Linked DNA regions of Homo sapiens: region 1 is linked to region 2. The links are chromatin loops, found by intact Hi-C in ENCODE. Cell type or tissue: PC-9. All regions are shown on one strand. Links, peaks and the distances in the headings refer to the core of each region. The heading gives the core; the rest is flanking DNA.

What was found. A loop is a pair of places that touch in the nucleus more often than their neighbours do. Peaks named below come from ENCODE experiments on the same cell type or tissue, not always from the same donor. Only the 100,000 strongest peaks of a DNase experiment are listed, where the experiment ranks them.
Region 1: it touches region 2 in a loop (3-fold over the local background); 4 of 110 quality-filtered maps call a loop at or near these places.

What each region holds. Positions count from the first base shown.
Region 1 is chr3:43,635,069-43,643,404 of GRCh38, forward strand. It overlaps a transcript of ANO10 not described here. Among named protein-coding and RNA genes, the nearest start is that of ANO10, 17 kb to the left of the region's middle. In PC-9, for the core only: a CTCF peak has its summit at 3,662; DNase peaks (open chromatin) are centred at 3,793 and 4,183; H3K4me3 peaks cover 694 bases; H3K27ac peaks cover 2,097 bases.
Region 2 is chr3:43,874,735-43,883,070 of GRCh38, forward strand. The region is part of intron 1 of LOC107986081 (a long non-coding RNA gene); the gene reads right to left. Among named protein-coding and RNA genes, the nearest start is that of ABHD5, 190 kb to the left of the region's middle. In PC-9, for the core only: a CTCF peak has its summit at 4,630 (motif pointing right); DNase peaks (open chromatin) are centred at 207 and 4,697; H3K27ac peaks cover 1,211 bases.

The DNA.
Region 1 (8,336 bases), core at 31-8,030, 240 kb before region 2:
AGGGAGGGAGGGGTCATTGATGCAAAAGGGCCTCAAATGCAATGTTACTGCCAGTTATGTCTTTCTTGGGAATATGTGCAGCAGCATGATCTTCTTTGGTCCTAATGCAAAAGAACAAGGATACTGAGCCCACATGTAACAGCCTACACATCATTTAGGACACTCATAGCCGGAATCCATCTCTTCAAGCACAGACTGCAAAACATTCAGAGCTAAATTTGAGTACCAGAACCCTCTGTGATGTCAAATGCTAATCGTCTGAACTCTGGGTCACCATGAACAACACTTCAAGTCCTCGTTCATGTATCCTAGACTTAAACAAAAATCCCTCCATCTGGCCATATAACCTATAGATGTTACACTGACTGCTATTCAAGTATTCTCTAGTAAACACAAGTTCATGGCTGAAGATGAATTGTGACTTTTATAAAGTAAATATAGTCCTTTATCTATGTGATGAAATAGACAATGGTAATGTTTTAAAGGTCTTTGACTTAATCTGACATTATAGTTTTGGTTTCTTTAGTTCGTATAATCTGGTAAGCTCTGATCTTTTTTTTTTTTTTTTCTGAGACGGAGTCTCGCTCTTTTACCAGACTGGAGTGCAGTGGTGAGATCTTGGCTCACTGCAACCTCCGCCTTCTGGGTTCAAGCAATTCTCCTGCCTTAGCCTCCCAAGTAGCTGGGACTACAGACGCGCACCCACCATGCCCAGCTAATTTTTTTGTATTTTAGTAAAGATGGGGTTTCACCTTGTTGGCCAGGATGGTCTCGATAGCCTGACCTCATGATCCACCCGCCTAGGCCTCCCAAAGTGCTGGGATTACAGGCGTAGCCACCATGCCCGGCCCAGCTCTGATATCTTCTCTTTGAGTGGTCCAATGTGTCAGACGTTAGCATTTTTATATGGTGAATTCTTATATGGTGAATCCTTAACAAACAAGTAAAAAAAACAAAAAAAAACAAAAAAAACCCAAAAAACAGAGTTGTCCTAGTGTAGGTTTCCCCGGAAGCAGACCCTGAAACAAAGATTCAAGTGCAAGCTGTTTATTTGAAGGGAGAGCCTAGGAGACATAGGTAGGGGAGTGAAGAAGAGAGATGGAAAGGAAGGCAGCCAGTGAAGGGTATGTTGTCAAGAAGGCTGCTGCTGTGGTTGACTCCAGCAACCAGCATAGGAGACACCTGCACATCAGTGTCAGTGAGGGAGCTGGTTGAGGACTGCTGGCCAAGGGAGGTTAATTTTTCTGGCACTTCTGGTGGCCATTTCTGTGAGTAGCAAGGACTCCTGCCACCAGAACAGCCCTCAGGTAAGGAGATGCACACACTGGCAGTTGACATCAGGTTAGCTGGAGAGTCCAGGGAGGATAACAGGGGGCCTCTGGCAGCATCTGCTACAAAGGTCATTTCAGGGCCGAGAGAGTCTTTTGGCTCATATTTCACATTCACAAGTTTTAAGTTGAAACACCATCTCTGAGGGTACAGAAGTAGTTACAGAGCTATACAGAGAGGATTGAAAGAAGACATCCTTCAAAACAACTTTAAACTTGTGTCTCATTAACAGACCACAGTAGTAATAATTATACACAATGAATTTAATATTTCTCACAAATCCTTTATCTTGTAATTTGTACAATATATTGTCATATATTTTTGTGTTTAATAGACGTTCTTTGTTAAATGTGGATGTTGAAAGTATCTAGCATTTAAATTTGTTGTAAACCTGAATTGATATTTCTTTATTTTTTAAAATATATTGGGAGTCTCAAAAACTGAAAAACACCTGGTCTCTGTCACCACTAAAAAGGCCCCATTTAGCCTGGTGCAGTGGCTCAGGCCTATAATCCCAGCACTTTGGGAGGCCAAGGCGAGTGGATCCTTGAGCCCTGGAATTCAAAACCAGCCTGGGCAAAATGATGAGACTCTGTCTCCACAAATAAATAAATAAAAGTTAGCCAGGCAGACGTGGTGGTGCATGCCTGCAGTCCCCGCTAGCAGGAAGGCTGTGGTGGGAGGATCAATTGAGCCTGGGAGGTGGAAGCTGAAGTGAGCTGTGTTTGCACCACTGCACTCCAGCCTGGGTGACAGAGTGAGACCCTGTCTCAAAAAAACAAACAAAAAGCTGGGTGCGGTGGCTCACACCTGTAATTCCAGCACTTTGGGAGGCCAAGGTGGGCAGATCACCTGAGGTCAGGAGTTCAAGACCAGCCTGGCCAACATGGTGAAACCCGGTCTCTACTAAAAATACAAAAATTAGCTGGGCTTGGGGGCGCATGCCTGTAATCCCAGCCACTCGGGAGATTGAGGCAAGAGGATCACTTGAACCTGGGAAGCGGAGGCTGCAAATGAGCCGAGATGGCGCCACTGCACTCCAGCCTGGGCAACAGAGCGAGACTCCATCTCAAAACAAACAAACAAACAAACAAACAAACGCCCCAATTAAAAACAATAGCATCACGGAGAATTAGGACCAAAATTTAGAAGAAGAATAAAACAGCCCAAGAGACAGCGTCAGGGCATTTTTTTTTTTCACCTACTAGATAAAGAAGCAGTAGGGCAGTGCACATCGTTCCTGTGCAGAGCTATTTCTTCTTGAGCTTCACAGCACTTTGTGTACAGAAATGAAGAATGATGCCCAGAAACTCCACTTTGTAGAACTAAGCAGATTGAGCCAGTTGATCCAGGAACCTCTCTCAAATCTTGCTTTTTATCTTTTGTCTTAAAGAAAACAAATTATGAGGCAAAAAGTAACCATTGTTGGAGGATAAATCAGAAAGTTGTCATTTTCCCTTTTAGAACTAGTGGGATTTACTACCTGTTCTGAATACAGTATAAGAATATAATGGGCAGCAATGAATGAGTAATCATAAAAATATCCAAAGCAGAATTCCATCGAGTTTTAAAAATTGTTTCCTTCATAAAGCATAAAGGAAATGTGCATATTTATCTTCAAATACAAGCAGATTAAATTGAGATACGTCGTTTAATTGAACTATAAGTTAAAAATTCTTAATGAGATCATCTTGTGAAAACCTAAACTCTACATTATTCCTCCTGAAAATCTGCCTTCTCCAGACAGAAATGTATAAATGGTCATTGACTAACCAGGCTATAAACTGCTCATTTGTAAGGATAACCTTCGAACTTGCATTACAATTGAAGAGATGAATAATTTTCACAAGTAAGAAATAGATATTTTTGTTGAAATTATGCAATTTATATTAATCCTCTTGATCACAATTTACAAAAAGTTAAGAAGAGAAGCTTTTTTGAGATGTTTTTATGGTGTTAATAAAAATAATACAAATTGGAAATTTTGTATTATAATTACCCCTATTAAAGCATGTGTCATTTCACTGGGATTTTTAGTCTTCAGAATCAAGCAATAAATGCATATAATGTTGGCTATTCAGTCTGCTCAATGGGATATAGATGGGATATTGTGACAAATCTTTTTTCTACCTATTTGTGAAAAATGAAATGTTTAGTAAGTATTTTTTAAAGGGTAAAAATACTTTAACTCACAAGTAGCCAGAGAGCAGCTAGAGGTTTGTGAAACGGTGGTCAAGGGCCTGATTCCCAGCACTCACTGGGTAGGAAGTTACACACCTGCTGTACAGCGAGACAAGTCGTTGCCACAGGAGTTTGCAGTTGCACCACAGCGCCATCAAGTGAAGGGGTGAGAAAGGTGACTCTCAACAATTATTAATACTCAAGGTAGGTACCACTCCTGTTGAACATATTGCTCCCAGATATAGCAGCCTAAAAACCACAGAGTCATTATGTCACTCAGTTTCTGACAGGAATGTGGGAGTGGCTTAGCTGAGTGGTTCTGGCTCAGAATTGATCCTGAGGTTGTGGTCAAGATGTCACCTGCAGTCATCTGAAGGCTTGACTCAGGCTGGAGGGTCTGCCTCTAAGGTGGCTCCCTCACATGACTGCAGGCAGTCTCAGTTCCCCACCAGATAGATCTCTCCACCAGGCTGCTCACCCGTCCTCAGGACATGGCATGGGCTTCCTGCAGAGGGAGGGCTCAGAGAGAGAGAGCGAGCAAGCAGGAAGCTGTAATACCTGGGAATCACCTACTCTCCAAAGTCACACACCATCATTTCTGTGTTGTTCTAGTTGTTAGAAGCACATCACTAGGTCCAGCCCACATTCCAGGGGAGAGGAATTAGCCTTCATCTTTTGAAAGGGGCGTCAAAGAATTTCACATTTTAAGTCATCGCAGTGCAGCCAGCCCAGAGATCAGATGACTCAGCCAGTTTGCCCTCACTAGATCTAGAGGGCTCCCGTCCACACCCTTGCTAGGTGTTTACAGTGCATTTCTAGCACTAATGTTTAAGACATAGATCCAAATGCCACACAACTAAAATAAGTTGAAGAATCAATTTGTGATGAAAATACAGACAATTCTGGCTGGGTGCAGTGGCTCACGCCTGTAATCCCAGCACTCTGGGAGGCCGAGGTGGGCGGATCACGAGGTCAGGAGATTGAGACCATCCTGGCCAACATAGTGAAACTCCGTCTCTACTAAAATACAAAAATTAGCTGGGCGTGGTGGTGCATGCCTGTAATCCCAGCTCTGTAATCCCAGCTACTCAGGAGGCTGAGGCAGGAGAATCCCTTGAACCAGGGAGTCGGAGGTTGCAGTGAGCTGAGATCGCACCACAGCACTCCAGCCTGGCGACAGAGTAAGACTCCATCTCAGAAAAAAAAAAAAAAGAAAGAAAGAAAAAGAAAATGTAGACAATTCTGCCTTTTTAGAAAGTAGGACCTGGCACAATAGTATACTTTCAGATATGAGCCTGTTTGGATGGCACCCCAGTTCATTCAGAGAATGTCTCCAGCATTATTTTGTCTTAGCACAACCAGCTGAACTCACTGGAGTGTCGCTAGCCTAAGCAAGCCTAGTCCTGAGAGTCGGGGTTGCAGAAGATGTATGTTAGGGTGAAAGTGGGGTGGTAAAGGAAGAGGACACAGAGTAGGTCTGAAAACAGTGTTCTGGACAATCATTCCAAAATGAACCACTCTACAAAGCTTTACTTGAAGGATTGATATTTAAACACATCAGTCATTAGATGTCTTTATATTTAATGGGTTTCAATTTCACAAGACCTCTCATTGCTGGTTGTGTGCTTTGAGGGAACAGGGAAGAAAAGGTTAAAAAATATACCCCCAGCTTATAATGTGGAAAGAGTTTACTTGAAGCTGCACCACTCAACCAAGTCCATTCTGTTGTTTCTAAACCAACAAAAAGCATGGTGAAGAGAAGGCATCTGGTGGATATTGGCTGAATTTTTTTAAAAACAACTGGCTAGCAGGGCAAAGCATCAACCCTGGCCAGTGGAGAACTTGCCATCTTTGCCTGGCACTACTTCATTCCACTCCTCCCTGACCCCAGTCAGCAGGTACTCCTTCCTCCCAGGCCTTTGCACAGGAATCATGCAAACTGGAACCCATCCCATGCACTAAAAAGATTCTGGAAGTTTCATTTCTAATGTTCCTATTTTCTCACCATGTAGCAAAAAAGCAGAAGAGCACACACTCCCAAATAAAATGGTGAATTCTTTTACTAGCAGTATTCTACTGAACAGAACTCTTTTAAAATGCATTTTTCCATTGCCACATTACAGTGATAATTAATATTCATAATAATGACCTTGAAGGTCTCTCAGAGTCTGAGGAACCTAATGAATAATTAAGAGAATGAAATGGTTTTCAATAAGATTTCATGCTTAGTGCTTTTTGTATTCTAATACTTTTGATAGATTGTCATGGTTGATTGTCTAATTCCCCAGTCATGCGAGTAAACAGAGAATTTAATGTGTTTCAAGGGGACTTCCATGGTAAGTTATTTGCAAGCATATTAAACCAAAATCTGAAGTGCATTAAAAATCCTCAGCCAACGCTAGCATACACGCAGGCTGCCACATGAATTGCAGCTATAGGGAGCTATGGCTAGCTGGAACCACTCAGAATCCATCCTTTTCCTTCTAGATAGAAAAAGAAAATAATTATTGGAACTAAGGATAATTATACATAAAATTATATACCAAAATATTGTTCTTATAGTTGAGGATTCATTTGTTGCTCTTATTCATTGTCATATGTTTAAAGAATTTGACACAAGATTGATATCAAAAAATTATCTGGATTGGGGGTTCCTTTCCTATTCCTGGTGCCACTTCATGCTGTAATAAACTCTCACTCTTGTTTCTTTCTTGTTACCCCTGTTATGGTAGACATATCACTCTACTTGGAGAAAATTCCAAATCACTGTTTACAGTAGAAGAAAAATCCAATACCTATATTCGGCAGTTGAAAGACCAAGATCCCAAAAGGTGATATGACTTATACAAAGCTACATAGCAAGTTAGTTATAGAGCCCAATGAGAACCTGTGTTTCCCAACTCCCAAGCAAAGGCCTTTGTGCAACATCCATTGCCACACCAAAGCCAATAACTGCTAATGAAAGTTCTCCACCCATTGCAGCCACGGAAACTGAAAAAACTACTGAGAAATGTTATTTCAACAAATGCATTTGACTTATAAGGTTGAAGTACCATATATTCTATTGAAAATGTCTGAATTGAAAGGATTTAAGTCACTTTAAGCAGAAAATTAGAGCACACATGGCACTGTCTATTTTTAGGATCTCTGAGTCTCAGGCACAGGCATTTTAGTAATTTAGATCTTTACATGAGTGCTCCTCCAAGTTTTGTTTCATCTTCAGAATGGAGGCCATGTCATCAAGCGAGTGTGGGAAGCTTGAGCTCATTCTACAGGAGGTTATGCCAGGTGCAGGAAAAGGGATTGCTTGGTGTAATAATTAGATCCTTACCACCTACCCACCCACCCACATACAGACATACACAGATACACACACACAGCTGAGCCATTTGAAAATAAACTGTAGACTCATGCCATTTCATTGCTAAATATTTCAACATGCATTTCCTAATAAGGACATTCTCCTTACTGGTGAGAAATGATATTTCGATGCCAAGATCAAGGGGCAAGGTATGTTAATTGACACAAGGGTATCATTGCTTCAAAGCCCTTTCAGTGAACAGATCCAGGAATGACAAATACACTTTTAAAAGGTTATTTAATGTGAATTTCTCAATGCAAATTTAACCTTACAGTGTTTTATTTTAAGTTCTTTGACTTAATAGTTGTTTTTGCCTCTCTTTTCTGTTACACTGAAAGTTTTGGTTTGTAATAATATAGTGTTTCTTTCCTCCTAATTCAGAATTGTACACTTGTTTTCTCCTAGTTCAGAATTATAATACTATATAAATAATAAATTACTGACTGAAATTTAAGATTTCCTTCTATTCATTTATCCTTAGATCAAATCCATTATGAGTGTATAATTAAAGTACTGAAATAATTCTGTTCTTTGTATAGCTGTGGTTGCCACATTTGAAATAAAGTTAAGCTCATTGGTCCCAATTGTTTTCCATTTTAGGATTTTACTTTTGTCTTTTTTATTTGAATTTTTTAAATATATAAAACATTTATGTGGTCCCAAAGTTAAAAAATACACGAAAAGGTAACCAAACCCACAGAAGTTTCACTCCTAACCCTCTCCCTTCACTTCATTCCCCCCACCTCCTATAGGTAATTATTTTTATTGCTTCTTTTTGCAAATATAGGCGAATACCTAAATATATTCTTATTCCTCCTTTTTCCCCCTTACACACAAAATATAGCATACTATACTAACTTTTTAAATCTAAAAATATATTCTGGAGATTGTTTCAATTCACAGACATTTTTTTTTTTCTGTGTTTTATGATGCCTGGTCGCCAATTCATGTATGTACTGCAGTTTATTTACAGCCTCTCTTGTTGGTGGATGTTTAGATTATTTCTAATCTTTTGCTACTGCAAACAATGTTGTGTTACATAACCTTGTGCAAATGTTACTGATTATTTGTAGAGATGTATTTTCTTTTCTTTTTTCTTTTTTTTTTTTTGAGACGGAGTCTTGCTCTGTTGCCCAGGCTGGAGTGCAGTGGCGCAATCTCGGCTCACTGCAAGCTCCGCCTCCCGGGTTCACGCCATTCTCCTAACTCAGCCTCCCGAGTAGCTGGGACTACAGGCACCCGCCACGACGCCCGGCTAATTTTTTGTATTTTTAGTAGAGACGGGGTTTCACCGTGTTAGCCAGGGTGGTCTCGATCTCCTGACGTCATGATCCACCCGCCTCGGCCTCCCAAAGTGCTGGGATTACAGGGTTGAGCCACCGCGCCCTGCCTGAGATGTATTTTCAAGGTAGATTCCTAGAAACGAGATTGCTGGGTGAAAGGTTAGCACATATGTAATTTTGCT
Region 2 (8,336 bases), core at 117-8,116:
CACCTCAGTGTCCTGAGTAGCTGGGACTATAGGCGCATGCCACCACACCTGCTAATTTTTTGTATTTTTAGTAGAGATGGAGTTCACCACATTGCCCAGACTGGTCTTGAACTTCTGGGCTCAAGGGATCCTCCCACCTTGGCCTGCCCAGCCTAGCAAGTCCTTTCTAAACCAATGAGTCAGTGCCAGTCTCCCATAGTCCCTGTAAATCTTGCCACACCCTTCAAGTATCATCCACTATGCAGCCACCTTGCTGGACAAAGGGTGCCCTCTGAGATCCTGAGAAAAGGCCACAATGACTTCTGGCTGGCAACTCCATCATGCCTTTTATTCAAAGGCTGCAGTGGCTAATACAAAGAGAGGCCAGCAGGGTAGTAAACAATCCCTAAATTGAGAGCCTGGGAACTCAGAGAGCCTGACCAGCATCTTGCCCTAAGCAGTCCTGCCCTGTGCTCCAACCTAATGGGATCTCTGAATTCTCCTTGGGCTTTCCAGGCAGCAGAGGAACTTGGCAGGCAGTCTGTAGGGTGAGTGATTCTTTTGTTTTCTACCTCTGCTTTCTCCTCTCCTTCTTTCTCCTATAACTTGTGGACTGAGACACATGCTTGAAGGCAGGTGTCCACTTTCATCCAGCCCAAGAGGCAGGCACTCCCAGGGCCCCTCAGCCCACCCTACCAGGGATGGCACTTCCTCTTAGGCCACCCAGGCTTTCTCCTTGGGCTGGCTGGAGCAGGGATCATGGCCAGAACCTTGGGAAACTGCGCAGCGACCCAGCATCTCAGGGATTCACTGGGCCTTTTCATGGAGATCACTCCACCCAGGATGCTACCTGTGTGAAGACTTGCTATATTCATATTTTTTTTTTACAACACTTAGTTTTAGAAGAAGAAACAAGGCCCAATGAAGTTTAAGAGCTATTCAAGGTTGTACAGAATGGTAGGGCCATCTTTCCAGCATGTCCATGCTGCTTTCTGGTCCTGCTAGTTGAACTCTATCCCCATGGACACCATTCAGATCACGTTGCTTGAGGAGCCAGGTGGGGACTGTGTTGGGGCAAGAGAGGCATCATCTGGAGTGAAAAATGGAAGGGGACACCAAGAAACTCAGTAGTCAAGATAAATAACATTTTTGTGCAATAGTTTTAAAAAAACATATTGGCCAACTGTGGCCCACGGGCGGGCTGTCTGTTTCTATAAATGCAGTTTTATCAGGGCACCGTGGGCTCATCCAACCTGTAGCACTTTGCTGCTATAACAATAGAGCCTGCCAAAGACAGAGTGAGCTTCCCTGAGGCATCTCTTACTTTGGTGCTGAATTAGTCAGGGTTCTCCAGAGAAACAGAACCAACAGGATGTGTGTATATATATATATAGAGAGAGATTTATTTTAAGGAATTGGCTCGTGTGATAGTGGAGGATTGGCAAGTCCAAAATCTGCAGGGTAGGCCAGCAGGCTGGAGACCCAGGGAAGAGTTGCAGTTCAAGTCCAAAGGTGGTCTGCTGGCAGAATTCCCCTTCTGATGGGAGGCTAGTCTTTTTCTATTAAGGTCTTCAACTGATTGGATGAGGCCCACTCACATTATGGAGGGTAACCTGCTTCATTCAAAGTCTACTGATTTAAATGTTAATCTCTTCTAAAAAAAATACCTTCACAGAACATATCGAATAACAAATACAGTTTAACAAAATATCTGGGTACTGTGGTCTTACCAAATAGGCACCTTCTATTATTATTGAATTTCGGATTGCCATCTTATTTTCTATATGCATACATTATTTTTCTTTACAGCAAGAGAAGAAAGCCTTGCATTTGGAAAGAAGAGACTGTATTTTACATGTCTTCCCATGCGCTTGCATTTTCTAGCGTATTACTTAGCACAAAACAGACACTAAATGTTTGTTGTTTGATGGGAAACTATTAATTTGGCTACTTTTTTTGGCTTCTGATTAATTTATTTATTCGATCAGAAACTTGTGAGGAAACTTTGGTTACTTTTCAAAATCCAAGCACAAAATAGTTGAGGTATGAATATCAGAAAAACAGTCCTTTCAAGAATATCTTCTCTTGTTCTTCCAATTGTGCCTTAAAAATCAGCCTCCAGCACTTGACCTTTGAGAGAGCTCTGTGTGAGAGGAATCAAAGCCCTGTCAGTCTTTCTCTGTGGAATGCGGGAACTATTCCTTTTGCAATTTCTTCCCTCTAAAACTTAATCCTAATAATAATGAAAGTGATTTATCAGATTAAGACACAAATTAATCCTGTCAGAACAACTTGATGTTATCATGTTTAATTTCAAATTTAATTATTTTGGTATTTAATTACAAAACAGTTACTTTATTGTAATTATGTATCATTTTAAAGTAGAAAGAGGCCAAAAAATCCCTGATAATGGGCTACCCTGAGGTATAGCCATTTTTCGTTTATCTCCGACATGTATCAGCCCTGTTTCTTGATTTTCCTGTAGCTTAAGCTTCTCTTCGATGTATTCTTTAATTTCTCACTTCCTATTTGTTTTTGGTCTCTTCTTTACTCTCCTAGAACCAATATCCAAAGCACATTTTCACCGCTTACACTGATTTCTACTACTAGGCTTGAAAGGTTTGAAAATATCACCTTAAACAGCATCACTCTACCTGCTTCCACCTTCTGAGAGCAAGGAGCTTGTGTGTGGTACTTTAAGTCGGGAGTTGCAAACTTCAGTGTTTTGAGTGTCATCCTGTCAGTAGGCATCCTATGCTAGCATGGGCCAGGACAGCAGTCAGCACAGGTGCCGGCCACAGCTTTGCACCACAGCCACTGGGTTTGCTAACTTTACCCCTTTGGGAATGAAGGTCCTAGGGAAGGTGCCAGTCTAGCTGATGGATGGGTTCTCCCAGGGCTCAGGGAGCTGGCTGTTTACTCACAGGCATGGGACTATTTTGACATCTCCACCACTGGTAGAACTTTACCAGAGCACACTGGTTCAGCCCCATCCCTGCCCACAGGGACCAGGCAGGTTAGGAAAATGGGTGAAGCAGGTGAGTGTTCCGTGGGGGGGTGGGGATGACAGGGAAAGGAGAATGTGCCCCACACCAAAAAAGTATCCTGGTGATGATCACAGCAGGAAGTTTTTCCAAGAGAAAGCAAAAATCCAGATTTTTTAAATGAGAAAATTTCAGATTTTAAAATGTTTGAAGCCAACTCAAGTTTTTGTTCAAACACCTGTGGCTCAACTGGAATATAGCCAGGGCTGGAGCTGGCCCTTGGGAGTCCCCTCCCCCAGCTTTAAGCCAATGACTCTCCCTTCACCACTGGGGCTCTGTCCTCCCACCTTCTGTTTAAAAGTGAGGATGGGCTCTGGTTTCTGCTTAAGATGTAGAAAGCTGGGGAAACATCATTTCCACCCTTACGATGAGAAAAAACTGACCATTGTGCAAATTCACAACTTTTCTTGAACCTATAGGAGAGCTGAAGCCACAGGGTAAACAACTCAAAATCTAAAGAAAGACAAGTACCTGTAAGGAAAGAGGGGACATCAGCACTTGCTTACCTAGAACAGATGTCACCAGATGCCATACTAGTCAGTGAGAAGAGTTCACCTAAAATTTTTAATGACTTGCTAAAGCCTAAGTGAGGTTAGTGTGAAAATATGGAGCCCCTGGGTGCCACAGACGCAGGTGCTGTGTTGAAACTCTAACCCCAGCCGGGCACGGTGGCTCACGCCTGTAATCCCAGCACTTTGGGAGTGTGAGGCGGGTGGATCACGAGGTCATGAGATCGAGACCATCCTGGCTAACACGGTGAAACCCCATCTCTACTAAAAACACACACACACAAAAATTAGCCGGGCATGGTGTGGGCACCTGTAGTCCCAGCTACTGAGGAGGCTGAGGCAGGAGAATGGCGTGACCTGGGAGGCGGAGCTTGCAGAGAGCAGAGATTGTGCCACTGCACTCCAGCCTGGGTGACAGAGCGAGACTCCATCTCAAAAAAAAAAAAAAAAAAAAAAAGAAACTCTAACCCCTAAGGTGATGGTATTTGGAGGTGGGGCTTTGGGGAGGTGCTTAGGTCATGATGAGGGCAGAGCCTCCATAAATGTGACTAGTGCCCTTATTAAAGGAACCCCAGAGAGAGCTGGCTTCCCCTTCTGCCACATAAGAACCCAGTGAGAAGGCAGCCATCTCTGAGGAAAGCCAGCCTTCACCAGACAATGAATCTGCCAGCACCTTGATCTTGGACTTACCAGCCTTCAGAACTGTGAGAAATAAATTTCTGTTGTTTATAAGTCACGCAGTTTATGGTATTTTGTTATAGCAACCCAAAGAGACTGAGACACGAGGGAATTTGTACATACTAGCAGGCTTTTCTTCCCTGATCTCACCAAGCACTCATAAGAAAGATTTGGAGCAGAGCAAGAGTCCTGAGAAAGCGTCTTTCGTGGTGCAGCCCTTGGGCAAGGGAACAGCAGCAGCTGCTGCAGGAACAGTAAGAGGTCCTTCCTCCCTGTGGAATGATGATAAGTTGCTAAGAGAAGGGCAGCGGACTCCGCTGCCTTTAGAGCACCCACTGCAGCTGGAGGAAAAGAACAGAAAAAAATCTCCACCCCTGAGAAAGAGGCTCAAACTAGTAAAAGTCTCCTACAGCTGGGGGCAGTGCAGAGTCATTTAGAAGGCCTCATTCTTGAGACACCGGCATGGTGCCTGCCTGACAGGTTGAATCAGAACAAAGAACGCTCCTTCTCCCACCCACACACTGTGACTGGGTCAACAAGTGTCAGGTAACAAGGGACACCATCTATTGCTAGGACAGGGGCAGGAGCATTGCTAGGAGAGACAGCCTCTCAGAGGTGCAGGTGCAATAATACCTGAAGCTAAGATTGAAGCAGACACTGAGAAAAACCCTCTGGAAACAATTCGCATGTCCTACAACTGGGGAATAGATTAAGAAACTGTGGTGCATTGTACAACGGAATACAAAACCGCAAGATAACGGACTGAACTACTGATACACTCAATGACACAGATGAATCGTACATGTGTTGTGTTAATTCCTACATACTGTAGGATTCCACATACATGACATTTGTGCAAAGGCAGAACTATAAGGACAGAAAACAGATCACTGGTTGCCAGAAGCTGGGATTGGGGCAAAGATTAAACACCAAAGGAGAACAGAGAAATTCTGGGGTGAAAGAATTGTTCTTTATCTTGACTGTGATAATGGTTCCAAGACTATGCTTTTCTCAAGACTTGCAGAACCATACACTAAAAAGGGAGAATTTTACTCTGGGTAAATTATACCCTAACAAAATAATCAGAAAAAAATAAGGGTCATTAAATTATCAGGTCAACCATCAGTCCATATCTCTTGACCATTTTTTATTTTAAGTTGGTTTAGTTGTCCTAAGAGAAGTAAAAATCAATAGCAAAGGATGAGCACATGAATAGGTCAGGCTCCTTTTAACTGTAAACGACAGTAACTCAGCTCTATCTACCTTAGGACCAAGAGTAATTTGATGAGAGGACTGTCTGTATCTCTCACAGACTGGCAGCCTAGGCACCTGGAACAGCGGGAAGCAGGAATCCACTTCTGGTCCTGTGTACATCACTCTCATTGCACACTGGCTTCTTCTAAATGGAGGTGAACATGGCTCTCAGCAGCCCCCCTGCCTCACATTTCACAGCTTCACCAACAAGGAGGAACTATGTCTTGTACTCTAATTCCAGTTCAAAAGATCCCAGGGAACACTCTGATTGGCCCAACTGAAGCCAATCAACAGTGGCCAAGAGGAAGTGATCCTGTGATTAACTTCCATAACACATAGTTGGAGATCTAAATAGACAAAATATTAATTGTCTATTGCAGCTTAGCATAATTTTAATGCAAGAAATTTTTTTTTCTTCTCCAAAAGATGCTGAAGTTCTCCTTCTGGCTTTAGGTCATTTTAGTTTTGTTTAACAAGCAACTATTGTGAATCTGCTCTGGGGTGAGAGGTGGAGGAACCAAGAAGAGTAGGACAAAGTCCTTCCTTTCAAAAACCCACATCACAGTCAAATAGGGGAGACAGCTACATAAGTAGCTCATTGCAAAGTCCTGTGATAAGTGCTATGAAAGCATAGCTGGAGAGGAACCACCTAACCAAGTCTGGGTCACAGACAAGATTTCCTGTAAGAACTGATTTTGGACAGTCTTGAAAGTTGAGTTAGAAGGGGAAGGGCCTTCCAAACAGAAGTGTAAAATCCAAATGATTACAGGGGCATGGTTCTCACAATTAATCAATTGACTGTAAACCCCTCCATGGGAGAGGTCAGGTCTTTATGATAAAGATACAAATACTTTACTTTTTTTTTTTTTAGCATTTTATCATTTTCAGAACACTTATCTAACAGAAACAGTACCACAAATAGGGAAATAAGAACAAAACAAACTTCTGAGAAAAAGATGAGTAGATTTTCTTCAACAGTGCTCAGCCCACACACGCCCCACTGCAGTCCCAGGAATAGGACTGGCCTGCAGGTAGGTTAATTGCTCCAAGATTGGGGCTTTGCAGGTGGGTGTGGTGGAATCTGAAAATGGCCAGGAACTTCCAAGTTGCTAAGCAATGCCTCATGGGGCCTAGACTGGGCAGTGAAGGTCGATGCAGACCTGTGAGAAAAGCGAGCATCAAGGAATTTGAGTTCTAATGAGTTTAAAGAACCAAACATGGGAATAAGGCCACAAGGAGTTGGAGGGAAAGAGGGTGAAGTCTGAGATGGAAAGATTTCTGAGATTGTGTAGTTCTAGCAGGTGGCATGCTCCATAGGATGTGGCTGTGCCAGGTTTGCTGAAGAGGTCGTGGGGAAGATAGTTATTGGAGGTGAAGAGGTCAAGGACCTTTGAGACAAGATGTTGGATGTCATTGAAGTCATCAAGGTTTATGGATAAGCCTAGAGTGGAGAGCAAAGCCAAGAGGCAGGTGCGAAAGCTTTCAGGGAAGAAAGGAAATGACCAGGAGGCTATGAAAGATGGCCACTGGGAGGGGAGAAGGAAGTAGAGATGGATGACAAGAGCTTCAAGAAGAAGGCCTTTGCATGGGCATGGAAGAGCCAGGTCCATGAGCAACTGCAGAGTCGGTGGGAGACGGCCATCGCTCCACTGGCAAGATGCTCCTAAGCAAGACAGAAGAGCTGGAGATAAACGAGCAGCCCACACTCAGGAAGTAAGTGACAAAGCATCGGCCAGCATCGAAGGTGCCAGCATAGCAAATATTTGCCGAACACCAGATTCTGCCTGAATGTAAAGATCAGCTCAGTGTTCACCAAAGTGTAGCACTGCATTACTTTTCATGAGTGAGATGGTCATTTTCTCAGTTTAAGACTAACAATCTAAGACTAACATCTTATTCTACTGTGTATTAGAAAAAATATATGCCACTTTGGGAGGCTGAGGCGGGTGGATCACCTGAGGTCAGGCGTTCGAGACCAGCCTGGCTGGCTAACATGGTGAAACCCCGTCTCTACTAAAAATACAAAAATTAGCCAGGCATGGTGGCAGGTGCCTGTAATCCCAGCTACTTGGGAGGCTGAGGCAGGAGAATCACTTGAACCTAGGAGGTGGAGGTTGCAGTGAGCCAAGATCACACCATTGCACTCCAGCTTGGGCAACAGAGCGAGACTCCATCTCAAAAAAAAATATATATATATATATATATATATTTTTATATCTATATTGAAGATATATATATATATTTATATATCTATATTGAAGATATATATATATATCTTCATGTTTACCTGGAGAATTCATAGATATTATCGCTTAGAATGAGGCTAAGGTTTAAAATAGGGCCAATTTAAAAAAAATATCAACTAAATAATAAGAGATGGTACACAGGTAAGGAGGAAAGTGTGAAGGTGGTATGCAAATACCCAAAATGTGAGAAACACTGGCTTATCCCATTTACTTTTCACAACAACTTGGTGAGTTAGATATAGCTGTAATTCCCATCTGTGTATCAGGGCTTCAAGGCTTGGGGCGTGGAGTAACCTTCTTAACTACCAGGAAGCAGTGCAGCTAAGGAAGCTGCAGCTCTGCCTTACAACCCCGAGTCTAATCACCACGATACGCTGCAGCTCCAATTCACATGAAGGAAGGAAGTCCCAGGTCTCTGTGCTACTCAGGCCTCCACCAGTCTTGGTCCTGGGTATTCTGAAGACACACAGTCACCCACGGTATTTTTTACTGAAGTATTTTAGATGCTGGTTCAGCCCAATTTCTTCTAGAATATTTAAAACAAGAACAAAACATCCCCACAGCATCTGACCCTTCATGTGCAACCTCAGGCTCTTTCCACAGTCTCCCCCATGCCCAGCCTCTGC